Linked DNA regions of Homo sapiens: region 2 is linked to region 1. Evidence: read pairs that join two places in POLR2A ChIA-PET (ENCODE). Cell type or tissue: GM12878. All regions are shown on one strand. Links, peaks and the distances in the headings refer to the core of each region. The heading gives the core; the rest is flanking DNA. Region 1 overlaps BICRAL (BICRA like chromatin remodeling complex associated protein). Region 2 has its middle 48 kb from the start of TRERF1.

Region 1 (8,335 bases), core at 109-8,108:
GCAAGAGTTCTGTGTAAATACTTGGGAGGCATCCAAGCGGAGAGTTAAGTAGGCACTGAATATTTAAGTTGAGCTGAGGGGAGTGATCTAGACTGGACATAAATTTTGGGAGTCACTAGTATACAGATGGCATGTCATGGAACTGATTGAGATTGTTTGTGGCCTTAAGATCAAGCCCTGCGAGACTGGAGTAATAAAACTCTGGTCTCCCACACAGCCAGCTCTGTGTGGGGAAAAAAAAAAGCCCTAAAACACTAACAACGGCTAAAGCTTGGGCAAAGGAGACTGAAAAGGTTCAGCCATTAAAGTGGGAGAGTATTTTATTATTTTCAAGAAAGAGGGAATGGTCACCTCTGTCAAATGCTGCTGAGAAGTTACACAATGAGAATAGAGAAATGTCTATTTGGATTTGACAACATGATGGTGACTGTTTTGACAAGTGGTCCAAGCCACATTGGGATGCTTCGAAGAGAGAATAGGAAGTGAGGTGAATATCGACAGCTCGTTAGGGAAATTTTGCTGCTGTAAAGTGGAGAGAAGCAGCTTAGTGGCTTCAGAGGGAGATGGGGTCAAAGAAGAGGGCTTTTTTTTTTTTTTAATTTTTTTTTAAGACAAGATGTCACTCAGTCATCCAGGTTGGAGTGCAATGGTGCAAATTACGGCTTACCACAGACTCAACCTACTGGGCTCAAGTGATCCTCCTACCTCAGCCTCTCCTGAGTAGCTGGGACCACAGGTGTGCACCACTGTAACCCAACTAATTAAAAAAAAATTTTTTTTATAGAGACAGGGTCTCCCTATGTAAAGAAGAAGGCTTTTCTTTTAAACAATGGGAACTAGATAGGCTAATGAGAATATTTAATAGAGAAGGTGAGACTAATCCAGAAGAGAGACCAAGACTACCAAGGGAGCAGCATTCTTTTTTTTTTTTTTTTTTTTGGAGACAGTTTTGCTCTTGTTGCCCAGGCTGGAGTGCAGTGGCGCAATCTCAGCTCACTGCAACCTCCACCTCTTGGGTTCAAGCAATTCTCCTGCCTCAGCCTCCCAAGTAGCTAGAATTACAGGTATGCACCACCACACCCAGCTAATTTTGTATTTTTAGTAGAGACGGGTCCACCATGTTAGCCAGGCTGGTCTCGAACTCCTGACCTCAGGTGATCCACGCACCTAGGCCTCCCAAAATGTTGGGATTATAGGTGTGAGCCACCATGCCTGGCCGGGAGCAGCATTCTTAAGGAATTCAAGACACAGGAAGAACACTTGCCTTTAGTGGGAGCAAGACAACGCAGTGTGGCAGAAGACAAAGAATGGGGGCACAAGTGCAAGGTGAATTGGAGGTAGAATATAGGACTTAACTTTCTGACGGCTTCTGTTTTCTCAGTGAAGTCTGAGGCAAGGCCGGTGACTTAAACAAAGAAGGGGTAGTGGATAATTTCAGGAAAGATGGACACTTCACCTTGAGCAACAGGACAAGGAACTGAGTAACTGGGAAACAAGGTAGTTTCAATGCTGGGCATTGTTGAATCCCTTGCCGTGGCTTGGGGCCATGAATTTAAGGTGAAACCAGTCAGCTGAGTTAGTTGTGTGATTTTTTTTTTTCTCCTAGCAACATTCAGCTGTTATGAGGGCAGCGAAGAGCAGGCAGGTGATCAGTTCACCCAAAATTCGTGTTTTGCCCTGCAGGTTTGACAGAGGAGAAGCAGTGCCAGAGGCTTGAGAGTAGTTGCAAGGGGGTGATTTTGATGATGAACCTTGAAATGTTAGCTGAGTAGGAAAGCAAGAGAAGAATCAGAGTGGGGGCCATGAAAATCATTACTGGCTTAAAGTGAGTTAATGGGCGCAGAGTTTCAGTTTGGGAAGATGAAAAATTTCTAAAGCTGGATAGGGCTCTTGGTTTCACAGCAATGTGAATGTATGTAATGCCACTCAACCAAACACTTTTAAATATTTAAAATTCAGTAACTCTATAGAGAAATAAAGGGTTTTCCCAATCCTGGAAAAAAATGGTTAAAATTGTAAATCTTACATATATTTTACCATAGTAAAAAATGAATTAGGCTGGGCCCATGGCTCACACCTACAATCCCAGCACTTTGGGAGGCTGAGGCAGGCAAATCGTTTGAGGCCAGGAGTTCAAAACCAGCCTGGCCAACATGGCAAAACTCATCTCTACTAAAAATACAAAGAAAATAGCCAGGCATGGTGGCACACACCTGTAATCCCAGCTACTCAGGAGGCTGAGGCATGAGAATTGCTTGAACCTGGAAGGCAGACATTGGAGTGAGCTGAGATCTTCCCACTGCACTCCAGCCTGGGTGACATAGCTAGACTGTCTCAAAAAAAAAAAAAAAAAGAATGAACACTTAAATATTTGTGGCAGATAGAGGTGTTATTTGCATATGGAAGAAAATTGCTTTAGAAATGAAATTTCAGATTACTGAAACTAAAGAGAAAGTATCTCTTCTTATCATGGTACCAAGCTTGAGGGTGCATAAGTCACCTATAGACGTAGAGATTGTAGTATAGGACCTGGGAATATTACATTATTTGCTCCCATGTTTACTGTTTTGTTCTAAGCCTTTAGCACAGCATTCAAAACAAGTTGAGCACTCAGTAAACATTTGCTGACTCAGTACTTGGAGAACCTAGGTAGAGTAGAATGATGGGAATCAAAAGGAAAACAGTATTCTGTTAGAGATCAGCAATATCTTACACTAGTAGAGGGATCTGTGAGAAAAAGAATCAAGACCATTGAATGTGTGGCGGCTTATAGCATTTGACATTCTGATCTGTGCACGTGATGAGAAAAAAAGTCTGATTACAGAACAGGGAAGGAGAGAAATAAGCATTGAGTTTCATTTTTTGTTTGTTTTTGAGACAGGTTCTCACTGTTACCCAGCCTGGAGTGCAGTGGTACAATTGTAGCTCACTGCAGCCTGGACCTCCTGGGATCAAGGGATTCCCCCAACCTCAGCCTCCCAAGTAGCTGGGACTATAGAAATGCAACACCATGCCCAGATAATTTAATTTTTTTTTTTTTTTTTTTTTTTTTGTAGAGACAGGGGTTTCTCTTTGTCACCCAGGCTGGCCTCAAACTCCTGGGCTCAAGCAGTCTTCCCACCTTTCCCTCCCAAAGTGCTGGGATTACAGGCGTGAGCCACTGCATCCTGCCGAGAAAATCATTTTTTATTTAAATAATGTCAAATGGAAGTATGTAGCACCCCCCCCCCACCTTCTTTTCCCCTTTCTTTCCTCTTTGAGTCTGCTGTCATTCCCTTTTTCATGAGTTTTCTCTGCTCCCCAAATAGGCTAAACAATAACCGTAAAGTGAGATTAGAGAAAATAAGAATGGAGTAGATGATGGAATTCAAAATAGCTGTCTACATTCTTCACTGAGAAAGATAGCTTTGAGTTAAAGGTGAGAGGAGCAAATCTGGGGAAAAACGGGTGAAACGGCATGATTTAAGTAGCATACCAGATGCGTTTCTGCATGGCATGGCTCTTGCTTGATGAATAATGTTCTGTATAGTAGAAGAGGAAAATACAGTGAGTGAAGGAGCTGGCAGAAGGTGGGCTGGGGGAGTTGGGGAAGAGTGAAATGAGTATGGAGAGGTGAGAGAGCTGACTGCAAAGGCATGTGGGGTGTGGATTTTAAAAGGAAAGCCCTGAGGTGGAAATCACTAACATGGTGCCTGGCTACAAGCAGAGGGAGCTCAGGACTTGACTGTGCTGGGGGTGGCCTGCCCTTTTGTAGTGCAGTTGAGGAGAGCTCAGGGGCTGTCAGAATGCTGTGTGGGAAGGTGGAGGATGAAAGAGGACCTGGGAGCAGCAACTTTGTTCTGGTTTGTTGTTTTCTCTTCCCTACCTCGTATGTACTCCCACTCAGGAAAAGATCCTGAGACCTCTCTGTACCAGATCCTCTTATACCCAGGTTCTCCTTAATCCCAATCAACTTTAATCTATAAAGTTACGATTTGTTTACTTATAAATTTATTTTTAATAAAGTTGTGAAACCGAACATGTTCTGTTTTTGTGGGTTATTTGGCTCTCTTATCTTGCAAACACATTAAACACTTAACATTACTTAAAATTAAAGCCCTGAGTCTGAGAATGTGAGAGAATAAGATATGAAAGATATTGCCTTTCTAGAAATGGTTTATTTCAGTTGAACCCAAATCCAGGACACTTTTTTTCATTAGGAGTTGAACTTTGTGTCCTGGCCTGAAATGGAAACATTTTCACAGGGAAGAAAATGAGGGGGAAAAGAAATAATATTTGTTAAACCTTCACCTTGTTTGAGACCCTGATGGGTTCTAATGGGTTTGGTTTTTGTTTTTGTTTTTTGAGATGAGAACTCACTATGTTGCACAGGCGTGTCTCAAACTCCTGGGCTCAAGCGGTCTTCTCACCTCGGCCTCCCAAAGTGCTAGGACTATAGGTGTGAACCACTGCACCTGGCCTCTGATGGGTTTTTAGTAAATACAGTCATGTGTCATTTAATCACAGGGATAGGTTCTGATGAATGCATCGTTAGGTGATTTCATTGTGTACAAACACCATAGAGTGCTCTTACGCAAACCAATATGGTATAACCTACCACACACCTAGGCTATATGATATAGCCTATTCCTCCTGTATTGTAAACCTGTACAGCATGTGACTGTACCTGGATACTGTAGGTAACTGTAACTGTATTTGTGTATCAACATATCTAAACATGGTACAGTAAAAATATGATACAAAAGAAAAAAATGGTGCACCTGTATAGGGCAGTTACCATGAATGAAGCTTGGAGGACTGGAAGTTGGTCTGGGTGAGTCAGTGAGTGGTGAAAGAATGTGAAGGCCTAGGACACTGTGCACTACTGTGAACTTAATAAACACCATACACTTAGGCTACATTAAGCTTATAAAATATTTTTCCTTCCTCAATAATAAGCTTAGCTTACTGTAACTTTTTTTCTTATGAACATTTTTGGTTTTTTTCTGAGACAGTATCTTGGTCACCCAGGGTTGAAGTCCAGTGGCGTGATCATAGCTGCAGCCTCCATCTCGTGGGTTCAAGCAGCCCTCTCACCTCAGCCTCTACTGAGTAGCTGGGATTACATGCATGTACCACCATGCCCAGCTAATTTTTTTTTTTTTTTAAATGTAGAGATGAGTTCTTGCTATGTTGCCCAAGCTGGTCTCAAACTCCTGGCCTCAAGCAGTCCTCCTGCCTCAGCCTCCCACAGTGTTGGGATTACAGGTGTAAGCCACTCCGCTTGGCCTAGATTTCATTTAACCCTGAGACTTTTTAGAAGTGCAAATAAGTATATTTAGAAATTGATGCTGAGTGTGGTGGCTTATGCTTGTAATCCCGCACTTTGGGAGGCCGAAGTAGGTGAATCACTTGAGGTCAGGAATTTGAGACCAGCCTGGCCAACATGAAGAAACCCCATCTCTACTAAAAATACAAAAATTAGCCAGGTGTGGTGGCAGGTACCTGTAATCCCAGCTATTCTGGAGGCTGAGGCACAAGAATTGTTTGAATCTGGGAGGCGGAGGTTGCAGTGAGCCAAAATCGTGCCACTGCACTCCAGACTGGGCGACGAGAGTGAAACTCTGTCACAAAGAAAAAGAAAAAAAGGAGAAAGAAATTGGCTGGCTGGTTTATTTTATTTATTTTTTGAGATGGAATCTCACTCTGTTGCCCAGGCTGGAGTGCAGTGGCACAATCTCAGCTCACTGCAAACTCCACCTCCCGGGTTTAAGTGATTCTTGTGCCTCAGCCTCCCCAGTAGCTAGGATTTACAAGCGCATGCCACCATGCCCAGCTAATTTTTTTTTTTTTTTTTTTTTTTTTTTTTTTTTTTTTTTGAGACAGAGTCTCGCTCTGTTACCCAGACTGGAGTGCATTGGCGTGATCTCAGCTCACTGCAAGCTCTGCCTCCCAGGTCCATGCCATTCTCCTGCCTCAGCCTCCCGAGTAGCTGGGATTACAGACCCAGCTAATTTTTTTTTTTTTTTTTTTTTTTTTTTTTGTATTTTTAGTAGAGACGGGGTTTCACTGTGTTAGCCAGGATGGTCTCAATCTCCTGACCTCATGATCCACCCGCCTCGGCCTCCCAAAGTGCTGGGATTACAGGTGTGAGCCACCATGCCTGGCTGCTAATTTTTGTATTTTTAGTAGAGATGGGGTTTCACCAGTTGGCTAGTCTGGTCTCCAACTCCTAACTTCAAGTGATCCACCAGCCTTGGCCTCCCAAAGTGCTGGGATTACAGGCGTGAGCCACCGCGCCTGACCAGGTTGGTTTATTCTTATTTTCCATTTGTATTGTGATTCTCCAAATCTGTGAGAGTTTTAGGATGGAGAAATCTGTGAAAGTCAACCCCTTTTCTCTAGGTGTAATCACACAACATGAAGGTTTACAACTGGGATGTTTTTGGCGCTACTTCTATGCGTAGGCCTCAAGATGACTTTTTTTTTTTTTTTTTTTTTTTTGAGACAGGGTCTTGCTCTGTTGCCCGGGCTGGAGTACAGTGGCCCCATCTCAGCTCACTGAAGCTTCACTAGTAGCTGGGACTACAGGTGCACACCATCATGCCTGGATAATTTTTGTATTTTTGTAGAGACAGGGTTTCCCCATGTTGTCCAGGCTTGTCTCGAACTCCTGGACAAGATGACATTTTTATTTTTATTTTTATTTTTATTTTTATTTTTATTTTTAAAATGTAAAACTATGTTACTTGTTTATAAATCAGATTAAAAGAAAAAATTTGAGACAGGGGCTCGCTGTGTTGCCCAAGCTGGTCTTGAACTCCTGAGCTACAGTCATCTTCCTGCCTCAGCCTCCCAGATAGCACGGATTACAGGCATGAGCCACCGCTCCTAGCTACTATAAATCTGACTTTATATGTCACATGATGTACCTAGAATTTATTTTTTTACAGCATGTGTGATAGAGATAAAGCAATCTGACAGTTAATTTCAAAAGAGAATAATACAAAGAAAAATGACATTTGGGTAACCATGTTGTTTAAAAAAAAGGCTCAAGTGCTTTAACTTAGAAATGCAGAACATATTCTGTTACATAAAATACTTAATGCCGGACAAAATTCACTTACTCTGTGTGTGTGTGTGTGTGTGTGTGTGTGTGTGTGTGTGTGTGTTTGGCTATGTACCCATGACCTTGAACTCCTGGAGTCAAGTAATCCTCCTGCTTCCCCTGCCAAGTAGTTGAGACTACAGGTGTACTCCACCATGCCTGGCTCTATTTTATATATTTTATAAGTACTAATATATTATTCTCTGTTCTTTTTTCATTTGAATTGTCAAGTTTTAAGGCTAAGCTAGACATATCAATTAAGAACTTACTGTAAGTGGCTGGGCACAGTGGCTCACGCCTGTACTCCTAGCAGTTTGCGAGGCTGAGGCGGGCGGATCACTTGAGGCCAGGAGTTCGAGACCAGCCTGGCCAACATGGTGAAACCCCCTCTCTACTAAAAATACAAAAAAAAAAAAAAAAAATAGCCGGGCGTGGTGGCGGGCACCTGTAATCGCAGCTATTCGGGAGGCTGAGACAGGAGGATTGCTTGAACCCGGGAGGCGGAGGTTACAGTGAGCCAAGATCACGCCATTGCAATCCAGCCTGGGCAACAAGAGCAAAACGCCATCTCAAAAAAAAAAAAGAAACTTACCATAAGTCATGCAAGAGTCTATTTACTGATCTCTCCACCAATACTCACAAAGAGAATTACGCATGAACGACAGTCAAGGTAACTGAAAAGATCTACATCTATTGTTAGAAAGTTGTCTAACTTGTTTTCCAAAACTTTCTGCTATTAGATTTAAAAACGTGACAAAAAGTCGGGTGCGGTGGCTCACACCTGTAATCCCAGCACTTTGGGAGGCCAAGACTGGTGGATCACCTGGGTTAGGAGTTCAAGACCAGCCTGGCCAACATGGCGAGACCCCGTCTCTACTAAAAATATAAAAATTAGCTGGGCATAATGGTGCACGCCTGCAATCCCAGCTACTCAGGAGGCTGAGGCACAAGAATTGCTTGAACCTGGGAGGTGGAGGTTGCAGTGTGCCGAGATCGTGCCACTGCACTCCAGCCTGGGCAACAGAGAGCAAGACTCTGTCTCAAATAAATAAATAAATATCTATAAATAAAATGTGACATAAAACCTATTTCACATTGTTTTATTTCTGTCATATATTACCTAAATTCCCAAGATATAATTATTATTTAATAGATGTTCTATGTTTCAAATTACCTTACTATCAAAAATTACCTTGAGCTTGACTCTCAAGCATATCTTTAGGACATAAGAGGCTGTGAAAGTCACAG
Region 2 (8,335 bases), core at 234-8,233, 290 kb before region 1:
GCAAGAGTAAGGTGGTGTTACATTGTGATTTTTATTTATTAGATCAGAAAAAAATCCAAAAGTTGAACAGCTTTAGAAGAGCTAACAGAATATATGGGGAATAATAATGGGGAATATTAATAATAATGGGGAATAATATATGGGGAATAAGGTAATCTCATACATTGCCAGTGGGCCTGAAAGATGGTATAACCATAATAGAAGGGAATTTAATATTTCTGTAATTTACAATGCATTTACCCTTTGACTTGGTTGGTCAAATTTCCAGGTCAAATTTGACCATTGATAATTAGTGATGTTGAACATTTTTTTCATGTTTCTTGGCCATTTGAATATATTCTTTGGGGAATTGTCTATTCACATCTTTTGCCCACTTTTCGATGGGATTATTTGTTTTTTTCTTGCTGATTTGTTTGAGGTCCTTGTAGATCCTGGATATAAGTCCTTTGTTGGATGCATAGTTTGCAAATATTTTCCCCCACTCTGTGGGTTCTCTGTTTTACTCTACTGATTATTTCTTTTGCTGTGCAGAAACTTTTCAGTTTTATTAGGTCCCATCTATTTATCTTTGTTTTTGTTGCATTTGGTTTTGGGTTCTGGGTCATGAACTCTTTGCCTAAGCCAATGTCTAGAAGAGTTTTTCTGATGTTATCTTCTAGAATTTTTATGGTTTCAGGTCTTAGATTTAAGTCTTTTATCCATCTTGAGTTGATTTTTGTATAACGTGAGAGATGAGGATCCAACTTCATTCTTCTGCATGTGGCTAACCAATTATCCCAGCACCATTGTTGAATAGGATGTCTTCTTCCCACTTTATGTTTTTGTTTGCTTTGTCAAAGGTCAGTTGGCTGTAAGTATTTGGCTTTATTTCTGGGTTCTCTATTCTGTTCCATTGGCCTATGTGCCTATTTTCACACCAGTACCATGCTGTTTTGGTGGCTATAGTCTTGTAGTGTAGTTTGAAGTCTGGTAATGTGATGCCTCCAGATTTGTTCTTTTTGCTTAGTCTTGCTTTAGCTATGAGGTCTCTTTTTTGCTTCCATATAATTTTAGGATTGTTTTTTCTAGTTCTGTGAAAAATATTGATGGTATTTTGATGGGAATTGCATCGAATTTGTAGATTGTTTTTGGCAGTATAGTCATTTTCACAATATTGATTCTACCCATCCATGAGCATGGGATGTGTTTTCATTTGTTTGTGTCATCTATGATTTTTCAGCAGCGTTTTATAGTTTTCCTTGTAGAGATCTTTCACCTCCTTGGTTAGGTATATTGCTAAATATTTTATTTTATTTTGCAGTTGTTGTAAAAGGGGTTGAGTTATTGATTTGCTTCTCAGCTTGGTCATTGTTGTATATTGGTGTATAACAGTGTTACTGATTTGTGTACATTTATTTTGTATCCTAAAATTTTGCTGAATTCATTTATCAGCTCTAGGAGCTTTTTGGATTAATCTTTAGGGTTTTCTAGGTATACAATCATATCATTGGCAAACAGTGATAGTTTGACTTCCCCTTTACTGGTTTGGATGCCCTTTATTTCTTTCTCTTGTCTGATTGCTCTGGCTAGGACTTCTAGTACTCTGTTGAACAGAAGTGGTGAAAGTGGGCATCCTTGTCTCATTCCAGTTCTCAGGGGGAATGCTTTCAACTTTTCCCCATTCAGTATAATGTTGGCTGTGGGTTTGTCATAGACAGCTTTTATTACTTTGAGGTATGTTCCTTCTATGCCAATTTTGCTGAGGGTTTTAATCATAAAGGTGCTGGATTTTGTCAACTGCTTTTTCTGCATCTCTTGAGATGATCATAGGGCTTTTGCTTTTAATTCTGTTTATGTGATGCATCACATTTATTAACTTGCATATGTTAAATCATCCCTGCATCCCTAGTATGAAACCCACTCAATCACGGTGTGTTATCTTTTTGATATGCCATTGGATTTGGTTAGCTAGTATTTTTTTTTAGGATGTTTGCATCTATGTTCATTAGGGATATTGGCCTGTGGTTTTCTTTTTTTGTTATGTCCTTTCCCAGTTTTGGTATTAAGGTGATACTGGTTTCATAGAATGATTTAGGGAGGAGTCCCTGTTTCTCTGTCTTTTGGAATAGTTTCAGTAAGATTGGTACCAATTCTTCCTTGAATGCCTGATAGAATTCATCTGTGAATCCATCAGGACCTGGCCTTTTTTTGTTACTGTTGGAAATTTTTAAATTACTGTTTCAATCTCTCTACTTGTTATTGTTCTGTTCAGTTTCTACTTCTTCCTATTTCTATTTAATCCAGGAGGGTTGTATATTTACAGAAATTTATCCATCTTCTCTAAATTTTCCAGTTTGTGTGCATAAAGGTGTTCATAGTAGCCTTGAATGATCTTTTTTTATTTCTGTGGTATTGGTTGTAATATCTCTTGTTTTGTTTCTAACTGAGCTTATTTGGATCTTCTCTCCTTTTCTTGGTTAATCTCACCAATGGTCTATCAATTTTTTTATCTTTTCAAAGAACCAGCTTTTTATTTCTTCTATCTTTTGTATTTTTTGTTTCAATTTCATTTAGTTCTGCTCTGATCTTTGTTATTTATTTTATTCTGCTGGGTTTGGGTTTGGTTTGTTATTGTTTCTCTAGTTCCTTGAGGTCTGACCTTAGATTGTCTATTTGTGCTCTTTTAGACTTTTTGATATAAGCATTTAATGCTATGAACTTTCCTCTTAGCACCACTTTTGCTGTGTCCCAGAGGTTTTGATAAGTTGTGTCACTATTATCTTTCAGTTCAAAGAATTGTTTAATTTCCATCTTGATTTCATTATTGACCCAAAGATCATTCAGGAGCAGATTATTTAATTTCCGTGTATTTGTATAGTTTTGAGGGTTCCTTTTGGAGTTACTTTCCAACTTTATTCTACTGTGTTCTGAGAGGGTACTTGATATAATTTCAATCTTCTTAATTTTATTGAGACTTGTTTTGTGGCTTATGATATTGTCTATCTTGGAGAATTTTCCATGTGCAGTTGTTGGGTAGAATGTTCCGTAAATATCTGTTAAGTTCACTTGTTCTGAGGTATAATTTAAGTCCATTGGTCTTTTGTTGACTTCCTGTCTTGATGACCTGTCTTTGCTGTCAGTGGAGTACTGAAGTCCACCACTTCAGCAGGGTTGTTCTGTCATGAATTGCTGTAACGTCCTGAGCTGGTTGGCCTCCAGCCAGGAGGTGGCACTTTTGAGAGAGCACTAGAGCTTTTGGCCTGTCTCATGGAATTTGCAGCAGCCTGCTGCTGCTTTCAAAGGATCTGTGATTTCTTTCAGTTTTCCTAGTACACTCCTGCGGTGGTTCCTGGAGCAAAAGTCCATGACAGGAGTTTCCATACACTGTTCTGTCCATACAAATGGGAGCTGCACGTCAGCCCTATCTCCTATCCGCCATCTTCCCTCACCAATTTTTTTGACTTCAACAATAAATCATCAGCCTAATGTAGGTGGGCTCTACCACTTACAGCAAGTGCACGTTACTGTTCGGGTAAACCAAACTCAAATCATGGTGGAAGGTAAAAGGGAAGCAAGGCACATCTTCACAGGGCCAGAGAAGAAAGAAGAGAGCCAGAAATTATTATGTGAGATAATAAAATGTATTTATTGTATAAACTATTTCAAATTGGTTTTTCTGTTATTTGTAGATGAAAATATCATTTATAGGTTTCTTATTTATTTTTCTTATTTTATTGCATTGACTAGATCATCCAGTTTGGTGTTGTCTAGCAGCATGAAAGCAAGCATCCTTGTCCCATTCCTGAGGTAATAGGATTACCTCTAAATTCACCACAAAGTATGGTGACAGCCATAGGTTTTTGGTAGGCCCCTTAATTAAGATAGGAAATTTCCCTTCTATAGCAAGCTACTGCAAGTCTTTTAAAAATCTTAACAGGGGTTAAATTTTGTCAATTTTTTTTAGTATTTATTGATATAATCAGATGCTTTAATTTGTGCATGTAGCGAATTATGTAAACTTTCTTTTTGCTTATTACTATTATTATTTTTTTTTTAGAGACTGGGTCTCACTATTTTGCCCAGACTAGTCTTGAACTCCTGGGCTCAAGCAATCCTCGGCCTCCCATAGTGTTGGGATTACAGGCATGAGCCACCTTGAGGGCCCAATGTATTTGTTTATATCAACATTCAGCTTTCTGTGCCAATAATGCTCCTGCAAACATTGTGAGTGTTCCTAAAACTCAGTGGATTTTCTGTAAGAAGTGTGGCAAGCACCAACCCCACAAAGTGACACAGTACAAGAAGGGCAAGAATTGTCTATATGCCCAGGGAAAACAGCCTTATGATGGGAAGCATAGTGGCTATGATGGACAGACTAAGCGGATTTTCCAAAAAAAGGCTAAAACTACAAAGAAGACAGTGCTAAGGCTTGAGCGCGTTGAGCCCAACTGCATATCTAAGAGAATGCTGGCTATTAAGATATGCGAGCATTTTGAACTGGGAGGAGATAAGAAGAAAAGGGGGGCCAAGTGATATAGTTCTGAGTATCATCTTTTGTTTTATTATGAAGACAATCAAATCTTGAGTTTATGTTAAAAAAAAAAAGATTCAGTTAAGATTCATACATGCAATCGAGTGATGTTTTTTAGGTAACTCTTAGTCTGTAATCCTCCCTGACCACACACACAAATACACACTTTCTTTTTTGCTTGGAATATATATTTTGGGTCATTTGTTCTGTAGAATTTCCTGCAGACTGGATTTTGCTGATTATCTTTCTGTGATAGTGTTTAACATGTTCCTCAGTTCCCTGTTTTTTTTTTAATAGAAAGTGGCCAATAAGGGTTTTTTAAAAAAATTATTTCATTTCCATATTCATAAACTTGAGTATATTTGAAGTGTTTTAATCATTGCAATTATCATTTTTATTAATGCATGATTGCTGCATCTTTAGCCAGTAGGAGCCTCTTCAAGTTGTTTCCTAAGTAGTTTTGACACTCTCTGTAGTCTTCAGCTTTCTTGCCTCAGATATGACATGTTGGTCCAGGCTCCTCTTGTATATTTCTTGTCCCAGACCTGGAATCAGCCTTTTTTCAAGTGAACATTGATTTCATGTGTATGTGTGAAACGATGTTTAGAAACTATTATCTAGCTACCAGGGGTGCTGACTACTACTGGGTAGATCCACTTTCTAAACCTTCCTTGAATTCCATTTTATCTGATTTAAATATAATCACACATTTTTTCATTGAAATATCCTTTTCCATCACTTTATTTTCAAACTTCTCAGATGATTTTGTTTTAGATGTGTCTCTTATAATGTTTAAGTTTTCAAACATCCAATCTAAAATTCTCCTTTTATCCATGGGCTTAACCCAATCATATTTAATGTGATATTGAGACATCTGAACTATTCCTCTCATTTTATTTGTCTTTTCTACTTGTCCTGGATTTTTTTAATTTCCTTTTGTCTTTTGCAAAATTGGTGAGTTTTCTTCATCTTATTTTGTCCTTCTCAAAATTTAAAACTTGCACCTGTTACTACTTCTAGTGGTTATCCTAACTTATATGAGTTTTACAATAAATTTTACTGATTTCTTCAATAAGATACTGTTTCGTGTATTTCTCTTCTTCTTGTTTGTTTTGTTTTGTTTTTGTTTTCTGGTTAAGTTCATTCTCTCTTAATTCATTGTGGATGGTAAATTTTCCAGATCCTTGAATATTTATAAATGTATTTTTTTTTTGCATTTACACTTAAATAATAGTTTAGATGGGTATAGAATTCTAGATTTGTGGCTGGGCACAGTGGCTCACGCCCGTAATCCCAGCACTTTGGGAGGTCGAGGTGGGTGGATCACGAGGTCAGGAGATCAAGACCATCCTGGCTAACACGGTGAAACCCCGTCTCTACTAAAAATACAAAAAATTAGGTGGGCGTGGTGGTGGGCGCCTGGAGTCCCAGCTACTTGGGAGGCTGAGGCAGAAGAATGGTGTGAACCCAGGAGGTGGAGCTTTCAGTGAGCCGAGATCACACCACTGCACTCCAGCCTGGGCGACAGAGAGAGACTCCGTCTCAAAAAAAAAAAAAAAAAAAAATAGAATTCTAGGTTTGTAACCATGTTCTCTCAAAATGTTGAAGATGTATTTTATATTGCCTTCTTGTATGCAATGCATTTTTACTGAGAATTCTGATATTAGTCTTTGCAGAAAAAATTTTAAAAATCTTTGGATGCTTTTAGAATTTCTCCTTACACTTGTTCTAAAATTTCACTGTGTGTATCTAAGTGTAGTCATTTCTATTCATCCTACTCAGTTTTCAACCTGAAGATTTGTGCTTTTATTCAACTCTGGAAATTTTTCTTTTAATATGTTTTTAATTTTTCCTCTCTCTCATATTTTCTGCTTTTATTTTCTTCTGGAATGTGAATTGATAGATTTGGGAGCTTCTGGTTCTACCCTCCATGTTTCTAAACATTTCTTTCATAATTTTTCTCTGTCCTGTTATACTACATTCTGGGAGAATCCCTCAGCTATTGTTTCCAGCTCAATAAACAGCTCTTCATTTGTATTCATTTTACCATTTCCCTCTCTTCTGAATACTTTTCACTTCCAAGATCTCTATTTGATACTTTTTCATAATTTCCTCCTTGTCTTATGGATTCAATTGTCTTTTATCCCTGTGATGAAAGGTTCATTATACTTCTCTTAAAATCCCCTTCTGTGAGTTCTATGATCTGTTTCTCAGGTACTAGTCATTTGTTTCATTTTGTTCTTCTCTTTTACGATGTGTTAGTAATTCTTGGCTCTGTGCACATCTTTTCCTTTGAGATTCTCTGTTGCCCCAACTATGGGAGCTATTTATTGCAGCCTTCTTCCAGCAACTGTAGAGGAAGATGATGGGGATGGGCCTATATGTAGCCTTCTGAGTCTGAAGAGACTGTTTCTTCTGGGTGTCAGCAGCCTACTAAGACATTGCCTAGGGACATAAGGATTTCCCCTCACTTCTGAGAGCAGAGATACCTCTGCTAGCCACTGCATGCACAAAGTAGAAAGTGGGAAGGGGCAGAAGTATCAGGCTTCTCCTACCCAAGTGTACAGTACTGGGTTAAAAATAGTAACCCTGCACAATTCATGTTCACCCAGAATCTTATTTGGAAATAGTGTCTTTACACAGAGACTTGGTGTCTGTGTCCAAATCACTATCTCTGTCTTCCCAGTGGGGAGAAGACCATGTGAAGACAGAGATTAGAGTGATGCATGCACAAGCCAAGCCATGCCAGAGACTGACAGTAACCACCTGAAACTAGAGCCTTCAGAGAGAGCAGGTGCCTGCTGACACCTTGATTTTGGACTTCCAGCCTTCAAAACTATAAGAGAATAAATATCTATTGTTTAAGCGTCCCAGTTTGTGGTACTTTGTGATGGATGCCCAAGGAAACTGATACACCAAGTAATCCTACCAATCACTCTTGCCCCACTCTCCACCCCATTTTTCATCTTTCCAATTTTTAACTGTAAGATTCTCAAGTTCATGATAATGTAGAAGCCTTTTCCATCTCTCTTGTAGGTGACAATAACAAATTGACCCGATATCACCCCCTACTTTTAGCCAAGAGAAAGAAATTTACCACAAGACAGTCTTTCCTACTTGGTGTACTTGCAGTTGAAACTCAGTGTTCCCTCCTAGACATCAGGTCATTGTGATTCAACTCTTTGAGTCTCAGTTGATTCATCTAGAAAATAAGAATGATAATACTACCTCCTACCCAACAGAATTATCATGAAGATCCATAAAGATGAGTGTCTTCGTCCATTTTCTATTGCCCTTTTTTTTTTTTTGTCTCGCTCTGTCAGCCAGGCTAGAGTGCAGTAATGCCATCTCAGCTCACTGCAACTTCCCCCTTCTGGGTTCAAGCAATTCTCGTGGCTCAGTCACCTGAGTATCTGGGATTACAGGCATGTGCCACCATGCCCAGCTAATTTTTGTATTTTTAGTAAGGAGGTTGTTTGCCAGGCTGGTCTCAAACTCCTGGCCACAAGTGATCCACTCACCTTGACCTCCCAAAGGGCTGGAATTATAGGCGTGAGCTACCGTGCCCAGCCCATTTTCTGTTGGTTATAACAGAATACCTGAATCTGGGTAATTTATAAAGAAAAAAAAATATTTCTTATAGTTATGGAGGCTGAGAAGTCCAAGGTCAAGGGGCCACATCTGGTGAGGGCCTTCTTGCTGGTGAGGACTCTGCAGAGCCCCAAGGTGGCATAGGGCATCACATGGCGAGGGGGCTGAGCATGCTAGTTCAGGTCTCTCTTCCTCTTCTAATAAAGCCACCAGTCCTACTCCCAGGATAGCCCG

What was found. Peaks named below come from ENCODE experiments on the same cell type or tissue, not always from the same donor. Only the 100,000 strongest peaks of a DNase experiment are listed, where the experiment ranks them.
Region 2: POLR2A ChIA-PET joins it to region 1 with 5 read pairs; 2 of 35 experiments call an interaction of 5 or more read pairs at or near these places.

Annotation. Positions count from the first base shown.
Region 1 is chr6:42,787,304-42,795,638 of GRCh38, forward strand. All of the region lies in intron 1 of BICRAL (BICRA like chromatin remodeling complex associated protein), which reads left to right. LOC401261 (a long non-coding RNA gene) reads left to right here. Exons shown (of 2, transcript NR_134654.1): 2 at 3,113-4,020. Among named protein-coding and RNA genes, the nearest start is that of BICRAL, 9.4 kb to the left of the region's middle. In GM12878, for the core only: no CTCF peak of the experiment used is centred there; no DNase peak of the experiment used is centred there; H3K4me3 peaks cover 319 bases; H3K27ac peaks cover 2,539 bases.
Region 2 is chr6:42,495,507-42,503,841 of GRCh38, forward strand. It overlaps the pseudogene RPL36AP5. Among named protein-coding and RNA genes, the nearest start is that of TRERF1, 48 kb to the left of the region's middle. RefSeq lists an enhancer at 6,956-7,095. In GM12878, for the core only: no CTCF peak of the experiment used is centred there; no DNase peak of the experiment used is centred there.